3 separate regions of the Mus musculus genome follow, and regions 1 and 3 are each linked to region 2. Evidence: chromatin loops called from intact Hi-C (ENCODE). Cell type or tissue: left cerebral cortex. All regions are shown on one strand. Each heading gives the region's core, and the rest is flanking DNA. Links, peaks and the distances in the headings are about the cores only.

Region 1 (7,811 bases), core at 1,944-6,943, 110 kb before region 2:
ATGACATTGCTCTCATCAAACTGGGAGGACCTGTGGACCAGCCCACCCTGTGGCAGGACCCAGGGTCTGTGGTCACTGAGAGCACCAGGGGTTCCAGGGCCATGAGAGCCTCTTCACCTCCCATCCTGCACAGAGTAAAGAGCCTTTTCGGGACAGCTACGTCAACCACACAAGCATTATGTGTGTGCTTTTATACTCCCACACATATGTGCTCTTACATACACAGTTGTTTTACACATGCAGGCATGAGCACGTGGGTCCCACATGGACAAGCACATTACACTCACACACAGCCTGACGTGCACATACACACAGAGAATAACCCTGAAATTGACCTGTCCAGTGCCTTCACACACACACACACTCCTCGGGTGACTACAATACCTCTGAGATGTGACTGGCCAGGGAGCCACATGCATATGAGAGCCAGGCAGAAAGACAGGAGATGCATGGCACCTCCTTGAACACACACTCTTCTGCCCAAGTTTCTAGAATCATGATGTTTGGAGAGGATTTAGGGAACACTGCCCATTAGCACAGAACACAGCTTGTGAGATGGCCCTTCATCCCAGTGCCTAAGTCACTACCTAAGAGGAACTGGCAGGACCACCAGACAGTCTCAGACCCACCCACCTCCCCAAAGTGGCAGATGCTAGTCTTCTCATTTTTCAGGAAGGAAAACTGAGGCAGAGACTCATTCTAGCTAACCTTCAACCTCAGAGGCAGAGACAGTGCATGCTGGCTTTCTCAGCCATGCACATCCCTTGAAGGTGCAGTACCACCAAGGGCTGTCCTCCACCAACCATCAGCAGAGTTCCCACGGGCAAAGCCAAGGCCCGTCTGGTTTGTACTGAGTGTATCCTGCTAACACGGTACCTGGACACGCTCCCATCCTGAACAGGAAGGGGATACCAGTGGGGCCCTGGGACACCTACTTATTTTTTGTTGGTAGCATTTCTGCTCTCCTGGTGTAATGTCAACAAGGCAGGCAAGAACTGGGGACCTGCCAACCCACTGATGAGGGGGTTTCCAGCCAAGGAAGACAGTCCAGGGAGAACCTCCTTAGATAAGTTTGGAATATTCAACAAAAGCAAAATTAAACCAGAAGGAGGTGACACAGTGAGGGATGGTAATAAAAAGAAAGGGGTCAGGCCACCAGGGACTCCATGGAGATGTCCTCCATTGCTGCTTCACAGGGCCAGCATGTCTGAAGTGGCCTAAGAACAAGAAGAAAGATGTCTGATGTGGAGAAGGAATGAGGAATGCCTTCACCACCACCCCCAGGACCTCCAGACCAAGAGCAAGCTAAATAAAGTCTGTGGTACTTGAAGGTTCTGGTGACTGGGAAGAGCCTGGGTGATCCAAAAGGAGATAAGGAGCCCCTGCAGAAGGCTGTGGACCTCAAGGAGAGAGAGGATGGCGGGAAAGAATAAGAGAGAAGAAGAAAGAAAGGGCCGGGGGAGAGAGGAGAGATGGAGAGGCAGGAGCAGCAGCAGCAGGAGACATGGCGCTGGCAGAGTGGAACACCCCATCTGTCCCCCAGGGCCCTGCCTGGACTGGGCCCCCAAGCTGGGATCGTAGCTCAGGGTACTGGGTCTCCCAGGGGAAAGCTAGGAAATGGATGTGAGATCAAAGAACAGAACGAGTGGGAGTGGGCCAGGGCTCGCAGGAAGGGCTCCAGCCAGGTTAGTCAGCTCTGCTTCTCCACAGCTGAGCTTCTGTCCAGACAGGTACCAGCACACTAGCCACCAGTATTCACTGTTCCCTGAGCCCCAGACTACAGCAAACAGTGTCCTGGGGTAGGGGAGAAAATGCTTTCCTGACCCACTGGGCACCACTCACCATCCCTGCTGTGACCCTGGGGACTGGGTTAGATCTGTACAATCTGTATTCTACTCAACAACTGTAACCCTAAGAGGGTACAGGAAGTTGTTTTGGTTTGCTTTTTTAAATGAAGAAAGAGGCTTCCAGCCAGAGGCAGGAGCAGGCAGCGGGCATCAGCTGCCCTCGGCTAAGGGTGTGACTATGAGGAGCATCCAGAAATATCTACAGGGTGGGGTAGAGGGGCAGTCTCTGGCCAGCACCGCAGGGCCAGCCCCCAAGACAGCATCATCAGAGAAGAGGCTGTGAGCTAGCCCCCAGAGGGGACTCATCTACCACACAGCTGGTGAGGGCACACAGCTCCAACCCTGCAGCCAGAGTAATACACCCTGACAGACACAGGGGGCTTCTACAGACTGGACTTTGTGGGAAAAGTGAAGGAGAGATAAGGGGAAGAGAGGGGAGGAAGGAGAGGGGAGAGAGGAGAGAAGAGGAGGGAGAGAGGAGGGGGGAGGGAGGAGAGGGGAGAGAGGAGGGAAGGCCCAAGGATGTCCCTGTAGCCAACTCATTGAGTCACAGGAAATTTAACCATTCAGTATCTGTCAAGTCTTACAAAACTTGGCTGGCTTTCCCCGCAAATTATTGCAAAAAAAGCAGTCACATGACCCAAGCCCACCAATAGCACATGGAAGAGATGACCTCAATTTCCAAATATTGGGGTCACATTTCATTTCTCATTCCTCCCCCCCTTAAGGCTTTTAGCAGCTCCCAGAGCAATCGGACTTCTCACTCCTTCACACACTTGGCCAAGAGAGAGACAGAGGATCTGTGCTCACAGAAACCTCGGAAAACATCTGGCAGGTCCGAGAGGGAGAGCAGAGCAGGGTCTGTTTGCACTTTCTCCTGACCTGTCAGCATCAAACGTGCACTGCTGCCCCTCTGGCCATGCACTGAGGGTGACTTCAAAGTGGGTCGCACCACAGGAGCAGAGGGGAAAGCTTCCCGAAGCCCACCCAGAAAAGCAGTTTCTTTATGTGCTTCTAAAAGTCAACTCTGTCCAAAGCAAAACAGCTAACAGCACAGCCAGGACCCAGGCAGCCCCTTCCAAATGGCCGCACCCTCAACAGCACAGGGAAGTGGGGCAGAGCATAGTAATAGAGTGACGAAGAGAGGTAGGTGGCCACAGGACAGGGCAGGGCTGGGACAAGGTACAGGGTGGACAGGGTGAACCCGGAACACCCAACCTATGCTAGTGGTAACCCCAGCTTCCCAGGCGAGAGGTCCACTGAAGGCTTCCCTCCTGGGGTTCTGGGGCGCACAGGGGAACATTGTGGGGGTATAGGGAAAAGAGAGGCTGACCTCTCTTGTCTCTCCTCCACACTTTCCTGAGGGCCTTCAGCATTCCCTACTGCTAGCTTAACCCTGGGAACTCCGGGGCAGTTGGTCCAAGTTCCACAAGAGTGAGCATCGTCAGCCCATGCTCTCCCTCGGTCCCCGCAGGCCCTGGCCCCTCCCATTTCCACTCTTGCTCATCCTGTGGCCACTGGACACTAATGGTGCCAGAAAGCAGGAGAAGAATATTGTAATTGGCCATGGGGGGTGGAAATGGATTCTCCTGCTAGTCCTAGTAACACCAGCTAAGCTAAGGAGAGCCCTGTCACTGCGCAAGGGCTGACCACTCCACCCGCTGTTCGGCTGCCTGAACTCTTTCTAACTGCCTTCGCCTCCCTGTATCAGCACATGCCTGGTGCCTTCCCACCCTGGGCTATGGTGTTTAAGGGCTCTGGGGAGGTTTATCCCACAACTAACTAACAAGAGTGATGCTGAAAATAATATGCCTGCCCAGACCTGAGCCTGAAAGCGCTGAAATACAGACAGGGACAATCCCAGTACCTCCCTGATTCTGCCCATTGGATCAGGGCTCCTTCAGAGAACCCAACCTGGCAGGAGTCTCACATCTGCAGATCATCTGAGAAGCTCCCAGCCCAGACTCCAAGGCCCTCTCCAGGCTTCCCGTTCATCCCATCTTTGGGCAGAAAGCCCAAGAAAACTACCTCTAAGGGGTTTGGAGGTTTGACGGCTAGGAGTAGGGCTGGCCTACCTCACAGGGCTCCCCAGTGCCCCTGAAGACTTGTCAGGGACTACAGGGAACTCTGTCCCCTGGGAATTGCAGAAACTTAGCTCAGACAAGCAAGAGGGTGTGTACAGAGGGAAGTCCATAGCTGGGGTTTCAAACTTCTGGGATCCCCCTCCACCCCTAGGCGTCCCTGAGGAACTGAATGGCCTTGACTCTAGGGGGCGGCCCTTTCCAGCTTTCAGAAGGAAAGTTTCTGCTTAAGGGCTGCGTGGGATGCAGCGGGTCGCCTGTGATGTGGGACAGAAAATGCGAGGTTTGGGGACAAAAGTGTGAGCACCTCTGCTGGGATCTAACACGAGGCAGATTCTTCCTTGACTCGACCAACAGCCCCACCCAGCAGGCCCGTTTGAGGAGGGGGCGGTACGCCGCGGGGATGGAGTTGGCCCGGCTCCCTCTCCTGGGCCCCCAACGAATGGTATTCGTTGTCTTGCCCGGTGCATTCCACAGGCCAAGGAGGAAAGTTCTGCAGGCTCGGAGGAGGCCGGCGGCGAAGGAGCCCGAGATGACAGCGGCGCGGAGGTTCTGCGCACCTCTTACAGTCCCCGAGGTCCGGTCCCCAGAGCACTCTTACCTGCGCGGCTCGAAGGCGGCGCCCACAGCAGCAGCAGGAACAGGAGTAGCGGCGAAGACAGCAGCAGGGCGCCTGGGCGCGCAGCTTTCCAGCGGGTGTGTACGTCCATGCCGGCGGGGTGCGCGGGCCGGGGAGCGGGAGACGCACACGATGCACGGGGACCAGAGACACGTCCCGGGTGGCGGACGCTAGGGGAGCACGACAACTTCAGGGAGTCATAGGAAGCTCGGCACCCGCCCGATCTCCCCCGCGGCGGTGGCTGTTCTGGAAGAGGCAGCGGGCGCGCTCGCCCACGGCGCAGGGATCGACTGTGGCCCGGGACGGCCGGGACCCCCTCGCTGGCTGCTCGCGCACTCCCTGTCCTCCTCCTTCTAGTCTCGTGGCCTCCTCACCGCTGCTGCCCCGCGACCCGCTCCCCGTGGGCGCTCCGCTGGAGTGAGGTCCTGCGCCAGCCGCGGGGACCAGGAGTGCGGACCTCGCCTTCGGCGCTGAGCACTTTTCCCCCCTTTCCCTCCCTCCCTCGCTGCTGGCAGACAACGCGGAGGCTGTGGATTCCCCCACCCCCCACCGCCCCCAACGCCCGCAGCAAATCAGAGCCCGGCGCCCCGCTCAGCAAGGCCGGTCCCCGCCTCCCACTGGGCGCCGAGGGCGAGGGGGTGGGGATAGCGGGCGAGTCGCGGCGAGGAAGGGGCTGGCCCGGGGCGGGAGCGGACGTGGGACGGGGCCGGCGCCCCCGTTCTTTCTCCCCGCTCTGGGCGGCGGCCTCCAAAACCTGATGGCCCACCCTGATCCTAGATTCTTCCCGCCTCAGGTACCCCGACCTGGCCAGACTCCAAGAACCAACGTTGAGGGACCCCCGAAGTTTGATCGCTGGAATTCAAAAGAGAGATTGCAGTACCACACAGAACTTTCTCTTTAAGGAGGAGTTCCGAGAGCTCCTCTTCTGGGCGGAGACTCAACTTGCAATTCAGCCAGAAGGGGCTCCCTAGACTATGACTGACAGGCCAATACAGCGCTGGGGACCTGCCTTCTACCTCTCCACAGACCAGACTGTCAAGGATGCCCAGAGGGGCCTTAAGTGAACAAGGAGTGACCAAGTTATTAATCAGGTGAAGGTCAGTCTCAGATCCCACCCCACCGCCTTACTGCTGTCCCTAGTGGCCCAACAACTCACAAGGAAAAGGAAGAGCCCCCTTCCAGAGCTGACAGCTGGAAAAGGAGAGGGGCTCCCAGCTCCCCATCTACAGCAGAGGGAGACAGGAGTTCTCCCAGACTTCTCCAGGCCTGGGAGGCCCTGCAAAAGCCTGACTCACTGCCCTGCCCTTCTCCAAGGGCTTCAGGGTTTGTTTAGAAAGAATCAGAGTGAATTAAGAAGGCTTTCAGACACAAAGCTATCGCTCCCTTTGAACACATTGCAGCCTGAAAGAATTTTGTAGTGATGGAGACCGGCCTGGGACATCTCTCTCCGGCTGCATCCTCAGGCTCCCTAGTTTCTCATTATTCTCCAAACAAGAGGAGAGTGGCAGTCAGGGTGCAGAGGCATTCATGGGATAGAGGCAGTCAGAGGGCAGAGGCAGTCAAGGGGCAAAGGCAGTCAGAGGGCAGAGGCAGTCAGGGGATAGAGGCAGTCAGGGGGCAAAGGCAGTCAGAGGAGTTGCTGGGATGGCCATGCTCTGGTTCTTGAATCTGAATGGGGGTGGCTAGTACTGACTTAATTCAAGCTTTGCTTAAGTGTGGAATGTACCTTATAGGGAACATCAGACAGTACACAGAATAGAGGAGGAAAGCTGGGGATGCAGCTCAGAGGCTGTGCACAAAGGTCCTAAATTCTATCCAGAGTACAGAGAGGGCAGAGGGAAACAAGCTTGAGTGGACATGCAGACAGACAGACAGACTCAGTCACAGTACAGTAAGAGTTAAAAGCCAGCTTGTACTTGTTATGGAATAATTATGTATGTGTGTAAGTTGTATAAATGATAAGATGTGTATGTGTGTGTGTATGAACACATGTGGGGGCATGTACATGCATATGTGTGTCTCTGTGTGTGTGCTGTGTATACTGTGTGCTTATGTGCCATTCCATTGGTGAGTTTCATGGGGATGAAAACCTCAGCCATCCGGAGGCTTTCACCAAGCTCACCTCCCCATCCCCAACCTGCATCAGGTCTACATATCAGGGGAGGTCTTTCTCCCATCCACAGACGGGGACGCTGCAAGTCAGGCGGGGTAAGGGGCTTACCCAGAGCACCAAATCAGCAATGCGCTGTGTCAGAGCCAAGATGAGTGCTGCAGCTGATCAGCAGGCACAGGGTTCTTCCCTCTTCGTGCTATAATACAGACTCAGAACATCTGCCTTCCAGCAGGTACACCCTAGGCATCCTGCTCAGGCTAAGCCAACCCATACCCAGCATCCTCCTGTGCCCAATTGGCATCTCATGATAATGGAGAGTATTGGTCATGGTCTGTTCACCAGCATGAGTCTTTGAGGAAGCAAGCTGCCTGTGGGCCCCATCTATACCAGCCTGCACTGTTGCACCAGGTCTCCATGATCATGGACATAGTCTTGTGCTTCTGCTGTGTTCTTTCCATCTCGCCTGTCTCTGTATATCCACCTCCATCCAGTGTCCCCTGCATGTCCCTGCCATGCATACATGCCATTACCCTCTGTTGTAGAATACAGTCCTCCAAGCAAAGCAACTGCCATTATTATCAGGTCAGCTGTCCCTGCTTGCAGGAGTCCATCCTGATTAGGCTTGTGGACTGTTGCTGTTCTCACATAGAAGCAGACAATGAGGGAGGACCTTTACCTGAGACTCTGGGGAGAAGCAAAGAGGAAACGCTAAGGGGTGGGAGGTGCTTCCCTCCTTCTCGGAGCATATGAAGTCTCTCAGGCACATTACAGACTGGCCCTCCAACAGGTCCTGGGCCCCAGCAGCTCTGCGGTAGGTGCAGAAGGTCATGATGAGCTGTGGCTCTGCCTTGTGTGTAGAGATATTCACACCAGCAGGGATGCCTTTACATTTGTGCCCAGGGAAGAGCTCCACCCATGCGTCCTTCAGCTGGCATTCAGAAGCCAGACCGATGTCCCACCCTTGTACATGCCATTCATTAACTGCAAAACCTGGGCAGATGAGTTCCCTCTCTGCGATGCTTGTCACCTATGAAGTGGAGTAATGAAGCTGACTCTGGGATTCCCAAAGACTCAGATGTGAAGGGAGGTGGCATGTTTGAGACAGAGGGGCAGGCAGCTCTGGATTTTCCTTCTGTATGCCAGCCACTCCC
Region 2 (7,811 bases), core at 1,651-6,650:
CAGATAGGTGCCTCCCACAAAAATGGGCAACCAGGGGAAGGACTTCATTGGGGAATTTTTCAGAGCAGTTGCTCCCCGTGTCCAGCAGTCGCATCAGGCAGCAGACATCACTTCCCAGCCTCAGGAGAACAAACACAACTGCCTAAGGCCTACCAGCCCTTCCCTTTCCTTGAGCAGGTCACAAGAGACAACTTCAGCCAGGTTAATCTTCTTGTATGCCTGTCTAAGATGGCCACCATGTCGCCTGCCCAGGAGGCTCTATCAGACAGGGACCAGAACAGAGGCTCCAAGGAGAAGCCCTCGCTGAGACACGACTAGGCCCAAGTCCAGCTGTCTGCCACAGAGTGATGCTCTGGCTTCAGCTCAGGCCGACTGAAAGTCCCACAAAGGTGGTCAGCCCCACTAGTGGTGAACAACAGTATTGCTCAACCCCAGGGCCCCCAAAGGCAGCGGGAGGGGTCAGTTCAGGAGCCCACAGCTATTTCCACAGGGGGAAAAAAATGTCTTCAGGCCTCCCAGGGGCTCACATCCCAGCTGTGACTCAGGGATCCCTGCTGCCAGATGGCTTCTTGTCAGATTGCTTGGGCCCTGGCTCCTGTCAAAGCGAGGGCTTCTCTAAGCAGGGCCCTAAGGTCAGCTACATAGCCTTTAGGACCTAGGCCTCTCTTCCTGGCAGAGGCCCAGCCAACCTAAGTCCAGTGACAAATGATATGACCTGAGCTCCCCACCTATAAAGTGTACCTTCAAGCTGTGGGATGGCTCACAGGACCCTAAGAAGCCACAGGTTTGTTCAACCCGGTAGAGCTGTAGGGCCTGAGCCCTGCAGGGCTGGGTCCCCAAGCACAGCCTTCCACAGACACTCACACTGTTTCCCTGTGCAGCGGGCAGCAGGCAGCTCCATCAGATTTAATTTTATGCCACATTTTCAAAACCAATATGAGGCTGTTTTGTCAGACCTATGTCTGTACCATGTACAAAGACGGCAACACGTATGTCCCGCACGTCCTCACGAGCGGCAAGCCTTTCCAACCTAGAGGAGCCTGACTGCAATGGCAGAAAGTGCACAGGCCTAGCAGGGAGGCTGTGGACCCCTCCTGGAGGGCTGGACCTATTGCATGTACCAGTGTCCCTGGAGACCCTGAAATCTTTGCAATACCTCCTCGTACAACAAAGACCACAGGGGCAAGGCACCTACCTAGCTCAGGATTGTTCTGGCTCAGGAGGGACAGAAGGATGGTCCGAGCTGCATTCCTCCCCATAGTACACAGCGAGTGGCCAAGATCGAGGACACCATGAGAGGCACTGACAGCCAGCCCTATAAAACCACAGGAAGCATCGAAAAGTTGCCGGAGCTGGAGGACACCGAAAGAAGGACACCCTGATGGCCATGTCCCTTGTCAGGCCCTGGGGGGTGATGGAGGGATGACAGAGCTTGCTGGAGAAAAGGCCAGGGTGCCTCTCTCCATGGAGCTAGCAATGTAAGCATGGGATGAAGCTCTGTGCTCAGCCTCCTGTCACATGGAAGGCCTGGATGGGAGAGCCCGGTTATTCCCTAGAGAGACCCTGGACTATGCACTTCCGGGGAAACCCATCCGCCATCCCACTCCAAGCAGGGCTAGGAGGGAGCTTGGGATGTATCTCATGTTCTGTGTCACCAAACCATGGCGAGCTTCATAGTTTCCCACTGACGTCAGCGGCGTGGTCTGAAGCGGCTGCAAAAGCCTCGGCAGCATAATTGCAGCTGTCTCCGCAAAGCGAAGTCAGATGGTTTTTCCGACCTCCAGCCCCCGCTCCTCCCCAGGCCTCTCTCCTTTTTATTATGTTCCTTGGGCCCCATCCAGATGTTCCCTGCAACAACAACCCTCCAAAAATTTACAAAGAGGGAGCGAGAGTGAGCAGCTTCCTGCCGGCTGGGGTGGAAGTAGCGACGTGGCAGTGTGGGGGCAGCCACGTCTACAGGCCTGGCGGGCGGGGGAGTGGCCATACTCAAAGAATCAGGCACATCAGACACCCTTCAAAGTCCATGTCTTCTTCACCCCATGCCTAGGATCCTGAGGACATGGCTGAGGGGCTGAGGGGTTCACACTGCCTCTGGCTCAGATGGGGAGGCCTCAGCCAGACTGTGGCTGAGTAGAGACCAAGGCACTGTGGTCGAGATCAGGCCCACGTTCAGACTGACCTGGCATCGGGCCAACTACACATGTAGCTAGGGTCTCCATGCTATGAAGGCGGTGGCTAGAGCTTTCATTGAGATCAGTCTTCGTCTGAGCTGGCAGCTGGGTTCACCTCACCTGGATGAGACCACCTGGAGACAGACACAGTCCCTGGTCAGGTAGACACTGGAGCAGAGGAAAGAGGGGATGGACTCTACAGCTTTGCAGGACAATCATCAGAGGCTCCAAAGCAAGCAAGGGCCACACAGGGCCACACAGGAGCACACAGGGACAGGCATCCCTTACTGAAGAGCTATGCCCAAGGCTCAGGGCTGGACCTGGAACTACTAGGCCACAGGCACTATGGGAGAGCTGTCCACAGGGGCACATGCTATGTTCCACCATTCCTGGATGTCAAGGAAGCCTTTCTGGGAGCAGTGGCCAGCTTCTACTGCCCCACAAAACACTAAGCCTCAATGCTATCTTAAGAGATGCTGGCCCTACCCAGTATATTCCTGCCCTGGAGTGCTGACCCAAGTAGTCAGAGAGAGAGGGAGTTGAGGCCATCAAGGGGTCAGCAAGCTAGGAAAGGAATCAATAAACTGTAAGGCAAGACCTATGAGCCCCAGGCTATTACAGAATGACCCACGACACCTCCCTGTCTCCTGCCCTCCCAACCACTCAACTGAAATGCTAGTCCTGAAGCTTTGGGTCTCCAAGGCCACCTCAGATCCAGGGATGTGTTGAGAGCCTTGGAGCTCCCGGCAGCTCTCCTAACGCTTGGGGCTTGCTTAGGGACAGGATGCATGCAGACACCAGCAGAGAGGACAGAGCCCAGGAGAAGCCAGGCCTATACTGTCACAGGTTCCCATCCAGAGAAGGCGTGTTGTCTGCACGGTCTCCTGAATGTGTGTGAGTGAGCCAGGTGAGCCTATGGGGCCTCCACACTGGGGAGGGGGTTGTTACTGGAAGTGGGCTGCCTGAGCACCATGTAAGAAAATTGCGGTCTCAGCTCTGCTGAGATCAAGTGACCTAGCATGGCTCAAGGCCCCACCATAAATCACACTGTCAGCAAGGACCACTGAGGTGACCCGAGACGGTCAGGCAAACACAGACACTGTCAGGCCAGACTCTCCAAGTGGGCTGAGGTCAGAGGTCACCTACCAGGAGTTGGGTCAGAGCCATGCCTTTGGAAACTGTGCAGGGTGTGGCCAAACCAAGCCTGCCAGGTTAACCCTTGACTAGATAGTCTCCCCAGGGCAAGGTGGGCAGGGAGGCCATCACCTTATCTCCTGTGAGCCCTGTGGGGGCAGCAGGAGAGACAGATGGTAAAACCTGGAGAAAATTTGACCTTCTGTAGGAGGAAGGTAGGGTTGTCATGACAGAGGCCATCACATGCCCAGGGCCCAAGACCACCTAGGACAAAACCTAGATCCAACTGGTCTCCCACTGCACACTCCTCCCACCCCCAGGAAGCTTCCAGGATCCAAGGCTGGCATGGCTGCAATAGGTGTGGCCCCTCCTGAGAAGGACCACAATTTCTTTCCTTCCCTTAAGAAGGTCTTAGACTTGTGTTACCATATCTGTGGGGTCTCACTTGTTCCCTCCTGGGACCCCCAGGCAGGTGGGGATGGGCCACCTCAGCCCCGGAAGGAGGCAAGCAGTGCTCCTCCCAACTGAGGGAGCGCTATTATGGAGGAGGGCTCCATTAGGTACCAACACTTGCCTGGTTCCTGCTGGGGAGCCAGCCCCACAAGAAGAGGGCATTGAACCAACAGCAAGAGGGATTTCAGTTAGACTTGAGGAAGATTGTCAGAGCAGAAACCTCCTTACAGACGGGTTCCAGGAATTCCCTCTGTGTCTGAGCCACATGGGAAAAGTTTCTGGAAGCTTCCCAAGCATAACACAGTGGTTGAGCGCAGCCTTGGTGATCTCAGAAACGCTTAGGAAACAGTAGTTGGACCCAGTTAGAAGAGCCACAGCCCCCTCCAAAGTGCAGAAAGGAAGGACTGGACCTTCTCCAATCACAGTGGACAACTGGCTCTGCAGGGTCTCTAGGGCGCCACCTGCAGGAGGAAGAGTGAGTTTCTGCTCTGCCCAGATGGCCCAGGCAGGGCAGAGGCAGCCAAAGGCAGGCCATCGGGTCTCCCAGATGCAGCCAGGAGAGGTGCAGAACAGGGTCTCCTGGCTCCACGTGCACAGTAGGGGCGCGGAGCTTGGCTGTGACAGAAGACTTCACTTCATGGTTTCTTCGCAGCGCCTGGTGTGAGGGCCACTGAACACACCTGATTCCTTCTGGCTGTTGGTGATCTTCTGGAGACATAGCCAGAAATGACATTGAAGGTGTTCTTTGCCCTGTTTTGTCTTTGAAGCTCAATTGCCACATCACCTGGGAAGACTTACCAGTCCCCTTGCCCACTGGTACGGTCACTTCACTATAGTGGCCCACTCAGCCTGTACCTGCCGCCAGGATGCGGCCTGGGAGAACACTCCAGACCCTAATCGGACAATAGAGTGGGTCTAAGCACATGACCTGTGGCAGGGCCCAAGGGAGATGTGCTGGCACGGGAAGGTATACACCAGGTCTTGAGGACCAGGATCAACATTCAAGTAAAAGTCCCTTATTTATGGCTCATATTGAATTCATGTGGAAATGGAAACTTTCACATACTGGGTTAAATAAAATATGAAATTCACTTCACCTGATTTTAATGTGGCTAGCAGGAAGTTTTCAATTTTCAGATGCATATTTGGTTCATGTGAGTTTTCTGTTGAACAAAAACTCTGCGTTTGCCTGGAATCACGCACATGGCCTAACCACACATCTCCAAAGGTATTTTCTGAGTGATAAATGGATGGATGGATGGGCAGATGGGGGATGGACCATTGGACAGGTGGACAGATGGGTAGACGGGTGGAGGATAGGTGGATAGATGGACAGATGGGGAACTGGGATAAATGGAGGGACAGATAAATGGGTGGTAGATGGGTAGATGCATATAGATGATGGATGGATGGATGGATGGATGGATGGATGGATGGATGGATGGACAGACGGGTGGTAGAGCAGATGAGTGGATGGGCAGATGGATGGATGGATGGATGGATGGATGGATGGATGGATAGATGGTTGAGTAGATGAGATGGGCAGATGAGTAGTGAATGCATGAGTGGGTGGGTGGGTAGATGGAGGTATGCATGGCTACATGGCTGGGTAAACAGATGAATATATGGAGAAGCAGTGCCTGGAGACAAACGTCTCCCATTGCCTGAGGCCCTGGCTAACTGCCACACAGTTCTGCTCTGGCCCAGCACAGACAGCTAGTTAAGCCCACAAAACCATAAGCTCCCTTCTCTGGATGTGCACTTAACCTAGTCATCTGATTGTCCCCACTGGGGCTCTGGGGGCCAGAGACAGCAAGGGGCTGTCAATGTTTTCAAGCACACTTCCAACCATGCTGAAGGACTGGTACTCTAGGACACAAGGATAGAAGGTCTGCTGAAGTTATTCTGTTCAGCACCCGCCTCTCCCACTCTTCAGCCCTGCACACCATCAAGGAGCAAGCAGGGGCTCTGCTGTCCTCTAAGGTCATTCCCAGGCAGGACCTTGGCCTCCTGAGTCTGGGGCAGCATAGGTGAACTCATCTGGGCCTTGAGGGTCTAGGAAATGGTTGCTAGGAGACCTGGTAGGTGTGTGTGTGTGTGTGTGTGTGTGTGTGTGTGTGTGTGTGTGTGTGTGTGTGATTGATCTGCACTTAGTGAGGTGATGCTGCCCTCTCGTGGTGGATATGGGTACATGGGAGCCTCGTGTACCCTGCCTGGTTCACAGGTGTATGACAAATACCCAATTCACAAGAGACTCTCTGGGACAGAAACGGAATAAAAAAAAAAATCAAGGTTGTAGCGAGTCTAGGGAGAATTCTACCCCTAGTGACATCAAAGGTGAAAATCTGGTTGCAGGATATAGTTTGTGAATTCCCTCTTCCATTCAAAACTATTTTGATGTAATAATCCACGGAAGTCTCCCTTTTAAAGCAGTCTTTAGTCGAGCTTGAAGTGAAAGACAGCATAGCCTGCTGACAGCTCCAAGATTTGCACCCCAGCTATTAAACTTCTGCAGACAGAAGAGCCTGTCTCTGCCAGGGAAAGGGCAGACAGGGAGTAGAGGAGTTTCCAAAGCTCTCTCTCCAGCAGGGCTGATACCTGATCCCACCAACAGGAAGTGGCCACCAGAGCCAGCGTGGCGGCAGAGTCAGACCTGAAGCCTGGAATGCCTAGGCACTACTGACAGCTACGCTCCTGTCTGCACTCAGCCCTTCCCAGGCAGCTGGTGGTTGTTCTATTGGCTTCTACAGTTGCCCTCCACAGTCCTGATGCTGCCACAGAACGAGTCATCAGGTGTTCATCTCTTGTGCCCAGGCAGGGTCTCTGATCTTCCTTCTCAACATGGTAGCCACGGCTGAAGCAGCCCCTGCCTCACAGTGCATTTTCCCTTTGCTTGCTTATTGCACGACATCGTCCTTTGCTGTTTAGAATGTCATATGAGAGGAATTCAAAACTCACCTGGTTTGCATTTACTGTCAGATTCCTGGACTTTCCCACTGACTTGTCCCCACCCAGGGCCCTGGCAAGTCACAGTCCTCCGTGACAGCTTGACCCTCAAGCCTCCACCTGCTCACCCCAGGACCCTTTAGCTCCAGAGAACCAGCTTACCCTCTACCCCATCCTGTGCTGTTCTGCTCTGAAGTCCAGTGTGTCTCACACTGTGGGCACCTCTAGTCCCTTGCCACAGTGCTTTGATTCTCAACACCCTTAGGCTTGTAATCGCTTCTGTGTGTGCTAATCACGCACACAGAAAGCATTGAGTTGTCTGGTGATGGGATAGTCCCCATGGTCACCTGCAAGCCAGCAGTCACTTTATAAAGCAGCGTTTGTCCCAGCACAACTGAGCAAGGGAGTCGTTTAGAGGTGGGGAGCGGAGAAGCAGTGCATGGGGAGGAGGTATGAGCTAGCCCATGAAACGCTTTCTGGCCTCATCTCACCATGGGTTGCTTGCTCTATTCTCTTCCTCCCTGTCTTCTTCTTGGATAGGGACAAAGCCACAGGTGTTTTTAGAAATGCCATGTCCTTATTTATTATTGCTAGGGTATCTCACAGGCCTTCTGTTGACAGACTGTTCCTAAGGAAACACATTGGCAGCAATTTCTCTAAAATTACCATGTAGACAGGCTGGCTTTAGACCCACAGAGATCTGCCTGCTTCTGCCTCCCGACTACTAGGATTAAAAGTGTGTGCCACCACACTTGGCTGTAACCTAGTATTTATTATGTAGAATTAATATATGCTAGTAAACACTAAACAAAAACCGCCTGGCCTAGTTCCTGGTGGCTCCAACAGGACCTGAAGTAGGTATTGTATAATGACCACACCCCATAATACATTTTTAAACCTAAGAATGGTTTTAGGTTTGCTGAAGACTTGCTGTCAACAGAGATTCTGCACGTTCCTAGTGTCTCCCTCCCTCCAGGCCCCTTCCTTCCTCCCTCTCTCCTCCCTTCATCCTCCCATCCCTCCTCCTCCTGCCTCAGGCTCTCCCCTCTGTCTCATCTTTAACACATCCCTTAACTGAGGTAGTACTGACAGTTTGTGATCATGTCA
Region 3 (7,811 bases), core at 1,944-6,943, 130 kb before region 2:
AGTGCTGGGAGTAAAGGCTTCCATCACCACTGCCTGGCAGCTTCATGAACTCTTTTTTTTTTTTTTTTTTTGGTTTTGGTTTTGGTTTTTTTGACACAGGGTTTCTCTGTATAGCCCTGGGTGTCCTGGAACTCACTTTGTAGACCAGGCTGGCCTCGAACTCAGAAATCCGCCTGCCTCTGCCTCCCGAGTGCTGGGATTAAAGGTGTGTGCCACCACGACCGGCTTGCTTCATGAACTCTTAAAAACTTACTTTCCACTAAATGCATGGATGTGTGTGTGCACACGCATGTGGGTGCCATTGAGTTTAGAGAGGGGTACTGGATTCCTCTGGAACTGCAGTTACATGTGGTTGTTATCCTCATAACATTTGTACTGGAAACCAAACAGTATATGTTCTTAACCATAGAGCCATCTCCCCAGTCCTTGCTTTACAAACTTTTAAGGTCACAAATTGGTTTTACTGTTTTTCCACACCAAAAGGCATGCAGCCCAGAGCAGCCGGTTCACACCTCACTGCCTCTGTTTTCTGTAGCTGTACATCTGCCTGCTTCCTAGCAACACACCTCTGGGGTCCTGCATTCATCTCTCAAAAGAAGTACGTAAGAACTGTGGCCTAGGGACCTGCTACCCACTCGGGAGGAAAACCCGAGTCCAGATATTTGAACATCCTTTCCCATGACTGACACATGTGTAGCCATGGACCTGGGTGTTTTCCCCTGGAAGGGCGGGCTCACACTGGGAGGAGCCCTCTTCCTTGCTAGGCTTCACCTCAAGTTTCTTGAAGATGGGTGCTGCTCAGTGAATCGGAACCTCTTAAACCTCATTGCTTTCTGATCTCTGGCCTGTCCCGTGGACACACCATAACGTATTTAAATGCATTCCCCGTGGCTAGGCACGATGGTGTATGCCTGTGATCCCAACACACACTGAGGCTAGCCTGGGCTACTTAAGGAGAGCCTATCTGGAAAATGACTTCTCTTGGTGAGCATGCACATGTTGTGAACCCCTTCTCTTCCCAGCAGCACCTTGCACACACATGAGTGAGGAATATAACACACTCCAAGGCGCAGAGCTGCCGGGCCAAAGGAGCGTGTGCATTCTAACATCTCAACAGCTACTGTTGGTTGCCTATTGTAAAAGGGCAAGATGCCAGGTGTTCACTTCCCCAGCTGACAGTGAAGCCTTACATTGTGTTATCCTTGTTAAAGTTATACAACTTTCAAATGTACCAAAGTTCCAAATGTTTTCCTTTCGGAGAACTGATTATACCTTTGATTATACCTTTTTAAATTGATTTGTGGGAACTCTTTGCATATGATACCATATTGACCCCTTTTCCTGTCACATAGGCTTACATTCTTTTCTTGCAATTGGTAGTTGCTTTTACCTTCAGCCAGACAGAAAAACTCAAATTATAATTCTCTTTTACAATTTCTGAGGTTTGTGTCACACTAACAATGTCACTTTCCCACCCCACCCACCCCCACCGTGGCCTCATAATCATAAACACCTACCTCCCTAGCTTGCTTCTAGTGGTCCTGTGGTTTCATTTTTAAAGTTCACATCTTTGATCCACCTGGAATTAATTTAGTGCAAGAGGAGGGTAGACAGAGGCATCTTTGCCCCAGATGGCTTCTCCATTATCCCAGTCCAGTTCAGTGATTAATCCCTTCTTCCAAGGCCCTTCTGAAACTACAAACTTTATTAGATCCTAAACTACCGCTAGTGTCCTGACTTTTAAGGGCAAGGGCTATATATCTCCCATCTGCAGCTGATTGGCTCACATGGAATGGGGGTACACTGCTCACTAGCCCCCCCCCAATATGTTCTTCTCCCTAAATGCAGTTCAAGGAGGAGGCCCAAGCCTTCTTGCCACCCACCCCTGTGGCATGCTTTCTCTGCAACAGGTGGTTTAGAATATGAGGCATGGGGACCACCTGAATGTCCACTAGTAAGAGAGAGACTCAAGTAACGCAAGTACTCAGAGAGGTCGGGAGAGACGGGGTGAAACCTACAGCACACACAACACAACGACAGTGAGTCCTCCCTCTAGCCTGCAGTGAGTCCTCCCTGCCTGCCTGCCTGCAGGCCTCGGGGTTGTCATCTTCAGGGAGGAGCACCCAGTGAGCACAGGGTCCTTAGTAGAGTGTCTGCAGGAACTCCCCAGGTAGCCACTGTTACAAATCCCCTCCTTTCTTCTCTCTATTAAGACCCATGAGCTCTGACTTCAAGAATTATAGATGGTTTTAGTCACTTTTTCATGAATTTTCCTGTTTTCCAAGGTCATTGCCCACACACACACACACACACACACACACACACACACACACGAGGTCACCCTCAGTGGGAACCCTGGCTCTGCTCATGCTATCCTCACCAGACTGACCTGTGACCCCTGGGAACAGAACCCAAATGGGGTCTACTCTTCCTCCCTCCTGGGCTGGCAGGAGAATCAGAGCTGCATCCGTGGTTTAGGCCTCATGTGGGCAAAGCCATGGTGCTGCCATAACTAGCTCCAGGATGCAGCTCAGATTTCAAAGAGCCCATGGCCCAGCCAGGATGCCACTCTTCTCCTTGGAGCTGTGCCAGCTGTGTGCCAATTACAGGTGCATAGAGCTCACTGCATTACACTTCAGGAAAGAGGTTTCCTTAAGGACTCCTTGGCAAAGCCACACACAGTGCCTTGGACATTGCCGGTGCCCATAGAGGTGCTGCTGAGCTGAATTCTGGGGCTTAGCCGAGCAGGCAGGGCATTTAGTAGGTATACAGCATTCTCAGGAACGCGGCAGACAAGGTTCTCCTATGGCTAATAGTTCTGGACTTGAGTCACAGAACAGGCTCTGGTTTGAACCTGTGGCCCAACAGAGACACGATGAACAATAGTTTGGGAGATCAGCAGCAGGCTCCTACCCAAGCAGGCAGCTGTGTGTACCCATCCCTTGAAGAGCTCAGAACTGAGGCCAGGGATGAGATCAGAGACGAGGCAAAGCCACAGAGCTGTGAGGGTGAGAGTGGAGAGGGCCAAGAATAATCCCTGCCAGGGAAGCTACTCAGCCATCAACACCATGTCTGCATCAACTCCTACCCAAGGATGTGGGGAGGAGCGCACTCATGAACCACTGAGGGATATAGGAGGGGGCCCACAAATGGGGTTCAAATTTGAGAGTCAATGGGTAGAGAACTCTGTGAATCAGGAAAGGGAAAACAGAAACCAGCTTCTCTGGCACCTACAGATGGAGGGTGTCCCTGGACCAGTACAAATGTCCAAATGGAAAGGAAGGTGATGGCCGAACAGGCATGAACCAGGCAGGGTGTGAGAGCATCCCAGCACTCACTCTGACGTAGGCTGGGGTAGAGCTGCATAGGAGGTAGAGTGGGATGCCAAGACCGGGTGGCGTGGCTCTGTCCTGGCTGCAGCATCACTCAAGAAGCCAGACCAGGAAACAGTTTTATAAGTGACTGGAAAGAGGTCGGACTGCCTCTCAGCCAAGGAATTTATCTGCTGGCCATGATATTGACCAGGCGTGAGCAGTCAGGCAGAAAGAGCACACGGCAGGGGCCTGGTGTCTTAGCCCCGGGAGGGAGGCTGGGAGCATGCCTGTGTCTAAAGTGAGGAGACCTTTATAATCTCACTTCCCACACTCAAAGTTGTAGATAATAGGAACTGTTCAAGGGAAGGGCCCAAACAGAAAGAAGCAGCCAGAGAGAGTGGGTAGCAGCAGGCTGTATTTAAATCATTGCAAAACACGGCTGGGAGTTTTTATAGGGTGAAATGGTAGATCCTGGAATCAGATGAGCTGGGGCTAAAAGCAGCATCTGAGGAATGAATACTGAGAGATGGCAGGCTTGGCTGGTCAGCAGAGAGCTGCAGGGAAGGCAGAGATCCCAGGAGAGTGTCAACCCAACCTCAGGCTGGCTCCTCGTGGGCACAGTCACCTGGAAAGTTCTTCCAGGGGCAGGGTAGCAACCACATGGGGTGAAGGGGACACAGAAATTAAGTCAAAGCTTGGAACACAGCTCAGTTGGCGAGCGCTTGCCTAAAATGTACAAAGCCCATAGTTCAGTCTCTGGTACTGCATAAAATTACAACAGCACATAGCTATACTCACAACCCTTGGGATGTGGAAGTAAAAGGGTTGGAAGTTCAAGGTCATCTTTGGCTACATAGTTAAGTCTGAGGCTGGCCTAGGGTTATTAAAAAAAAAAAGCAGGTAAAAATTACCTCATCCCCACAAGGAGACAAGACATGCTTAGCTATGTGCAGGGCCACAGGGCTCTCTGGAGACATCACACATATTACGCTAGAGTGCAGATGCCCATCACCATGGCCAGCTTCAAGTCTGTTATTTTCCTAGGCATCACTGAAAGGCCCAGGGTGGTTCCAATCACCATGGGAATTGTGATGCGCAACTCTGGGTCTGGACCTCTGTCTGAAGAGGGGACGGTGCAGTGGGAGCTCACACCAGATATTCTGATCCACCACACATTGGTGGGCAGTCCCTAGGTGTGCCTGGAAAACACTGGGCACCCCATCCCTGCAGATATCAGGACACCTAGCCCGAGAGCCCAGCTCTCCAGTGTTCAGATTACCTTGCCAGGACTACCGCGGCCTGCCCCAGAATGGCACGGACAGCGTGGACCAGGGCTCCCCTGGTTTCCCAGCACCAACTGCTACTCCAGAATGGCTATACTCTTGTTCAGCAGACACCCTGGAGTCTGCAAATTACTTTCAGCTAGTCCCAGAAAGGATTCACTAGGCATGCCCCCATGCTGGTCCACTATGAGATACAGCAGACTACAGCCCTGTCTGGTTCTTTATGGCCTCAACTCTGCCTCCTTAGATCCACACCGCAAGCCTATGAAGGATGGGGCATCATCCTGGATGAGGACTCCACCGAGTCACACTGGCTACCCAAGCCACACCCAATTTTAAAAGGCAAGAAGCCCTGAGGTGCAATACCACCCTCAGCCTCTAGGTGATGCTTTCTCTTCCCCACTACAGCCAGAGAGACCTGAGTTCCAGGTCTCTGCCCCTCCACAGACCTAGGCCACCTTCTGCTACTGTGTGCTGAGAACTCTGGTCCACTGAGTGACCAAAGTGTCTAAGATCACAAGTACACCAGGGGGTCAGGTAGTTGGTCTAGACAGCAAGCACCAGTTATAGGATCAGAGCCCCGTGAGGCACACTAAGACAGCCAGGTCACCAGACATTGTTCTCAGAGTTTTTAATTTTCTTCTCCAAAGGCTCATGATTTAACTGTGGGCTACACCGCACTTAACTTCTCTGGCCACCTTGAGCTTACTGCTAAGCTGTGGCAGCTTGATTCTTGGACCCTCTAACTGATGACTCAACCCCCCACCCGCATCCACCGGGCTTATCGGGAGGGGAAGGGCCGCGGGGGGCAGGCCCAGGAACCCATCCACTCTTGCCATTCATGTTTGGCTTTCCCAGAGCATCCCCCACACTCATTTCATCAGCTGCCAACTGAGATGGAACAGACAGCCCCTACCTGGCCATAATCCCCACTATCTGACCTTCTTCCCACTAAAATGGAAAAAACGTGACTCAGACTCCTAAACAAACAGGCTCCTCACAGCTGGATGCTGTGGAGAGCAAACCCACAGAGGTCTCCAAAGATAGATCACACGGAGCAGAACCCAGGAATCCAGGGCTGTGGGCTTCAGGAAGCCCAGGGAGACAGGAACCTGAACCCCAGCCCCGATGACCACACACACTCACACAGGAACACTCATTCTGCCACTCTCTCCACACCCTCTCATTAGTCCCTGCCACAGGGATGGAGACCCCTCCCCAAAGAAAAGGGGGAAATGCCTTCAGTGGAGATGAAAATGTTATCTTCAATCAGCCTTCTCTACTGGCCCTGACACCCAGCCTGAATGTCACCCCTCAGGCTGACAGTCATTCCTAGAGCACAGATATTGTCTTAAGAGCTTAAGATCTGTCTTTGCCAGTTGCAGAGCTTCAGTGGGCCTTGGTCTTCTCACCTGTGAAATGGGGAGATGGTGGGGGTGGTGATGTCTCATGTCTTAGAGCCAAGCTCTTTAAACCACAGGTTGTATCACCTCATGGGCCACATGACAATATGGAGGGGTGTCATGAAACAGCTTGGCAACAGCAACAAGTGTCTCAATGAGCACTGACCAAAAATTATTTTCAAATCAAATGTACCATGAATCTGAGGTTTCTCTGGCAAGTGGCCACCTATGGTGAATTGTGTGACCCCACTACGACCTTGGATGCGGACACAGGTGCTCACTACATACGCCTCAGCTTGGAGCCCAGACTGCTGCACCTCGGGAAACCAATGCTTCATCTACATGTAATGTCTCCTGCTCTTAAAGAAGCATAATGATTTCATCACAAACAAACGACACAAGCTTTCATATTTCCCCACCATCATCCCTCAGGAGCAAGCATCAAATTAGCATATCTTTGAATTTTATTATGCCACTATGTTTGATTTTTCAAAAGTTGTCATTTGAGCTGCTGATCTGAGCATGAAAACAAAATGATTTCTGTTTGTGAAAACAAAAAATCATTAAATGAATTTTGGCTTGGGATTAGGGTGAAATTTCCAACAATTTATCAAATGGCCCCAAACCCATCTCTGCCCACTTGTACTATGCATTTGTACGAGGCTGAATTCTCAGCACTGACGATCATAAAATCAAGACATTGAGCATCTCTGAAAAACACGGAGACCACTATACATCTGACCATGGCAATATTCAGCCAAGATTTAATCTTTATATAAAGATAAATACATGTACCTATTTAATTAGCACCCAAACTTGCTTTTATCTTTAAAAGATGGCATAATAGGTATAGCAAAGAACTGTTTTAAAATAAACTTCCTCACACTAATCAGTAAATGTTTGGTTTGTGCGCCTATTTTACATATCTGTAGAGCCAGGGTCACATGAAAAGGGGGTTCAAGCAGGACACATTTAGAGCCCTGGCTTAGAAGATGCCATTAGGATAGACTAGGTAGGGAAACACTTGGGTAAGTGGGAGGAGGGTGGGGAGAGGAGTGGGGAGGAAGGTGGAGAGGAAGAGGGGGAGAAGGGGTGGGGAGGAACAGGAAGAGGAGACTGAGAAGGGAAGAGAGGAGGGGGAAGTGGAGGGGAAGTAAGAAGAGGATAAAGAGGGAAAGAAGAAAAAGGAGGAGAAGGGGGAGAGGGGAGCAGGAGGAGGCAGCAACCTGGAGAGTCCTGGTCTTCACATTCAGTGAACATCGGGCATGCGTCTTCATGTGCAAAGGTTCCGTTACCAGAACCAAAGGAAGCTCTGGGGAATAGCAAGACCCCAGGGCCTGATTGGAACCTGTGGCCCCTCCCCTCCAGTCCAGAGGCTGACCCTCCTTGGCTGTCCTGACCTGATTACAGGGGTACCTGAAGGACCACAATGGACAGATGAGCTGTCTGTTCTCCATTCTCTAGCCTTCCTCACGTACAAAGGCAAGCAGAGAGAAGGGTCTTGGCTTTCCCCTACTACATCCCGTGTGGCCTTTCTGCCACACTGTTCATGCCCTAGTACAACAGTCCCTCCTGGAGCCTGAAAATCCGCCTCGAGGGCCAAGCAGCTGTTTGCAATCGGCCCAGCCCTAGCCCCAAGCAGAGGAGGTGGAGTAAGTAAGTCCACAGGCTGGACTCAGAGAGTCTCGGGGCATGTGAGGACAGGCATCCCCAAAGCTAGGAGACCCAGGGCTGCCCCTCCCCATGGACAGAGCCAGCAACAGTGAAGAAATGGGGCGGGCCTAAAAGGGCAGGAAAGAGCTCTCTTCTTG

The links. Peaks named below come from ENCODE experiments on the same cell type or tissue, not always from the same donor. Only the 100,000 strongest peaks of a DNase experiment are listed, where the experiment ranks them.
Region 1: a loop joins it to region 2, with 7 times the contacts of the local background. A loop is called at or near these places in 22 of 42 quality-filtered maps.
Region 3: a loop joins it to region 2, with 4 times the contacts of the local background. A loop is called at or near these places in 7 of 42 quality-filtered maps.

Annotation. Positions count from the first base shown.
Region 1 is chr2:27,883,643-27,891,453 of GRCm38, reverse strand. It overlaps Col5a1 (collagen, type V, alpha 1), which reads right to left and starts at 5,029. Exons shown (of 66, transcript NM_015734.2): 1 at 4,530-5,029. The coding sequence starts at 4,638. In left cerebral cortex, for the core only: CTCF peaks have their summits at 4,120 (motif pointing right) and 5,572; DNase peaks (open chromatin) are centred at 4,246, 4,639, 5,216 and 5,454; H3K4me3 peaks cover 1,451 bases; H3K27ac peaks cover 277 bases.
Region 2 is chr2:27,768,488-27,776,298 of GRCm38, reverse strand. No RefSeq gene overlaps it. Among named protein-coding and RNA genes, the nearest start is that of Gm39777, 66 kb to the left of the region's middle. In left cerebral cortex, for the core only: CTCF peaks have their summits at 4,225 (motif pointing left) and 5,970 (motif pointing left); DNase peaks (open chromatin) are centred at 1,851, 4,210 and 5,938.
Region 3 is chr2:27,897,267-27,905,077 of GRCm38, reverse strand. The region is part of intron 1 of Col5a1 (collagen, type V, alpha 1); the gene reads right to left. Among named protein-coding and RNA genes, the nearest start is that of Col5a1, 15 kb to the right of the region's middle. In left cerebral cortex, for the core only: a CTCF peak has its summit at 4,987; DNase peaks (open chromatin) are centred at 3,024, 3,764 and 4,976; H3K27ac peaks cover 948 bases.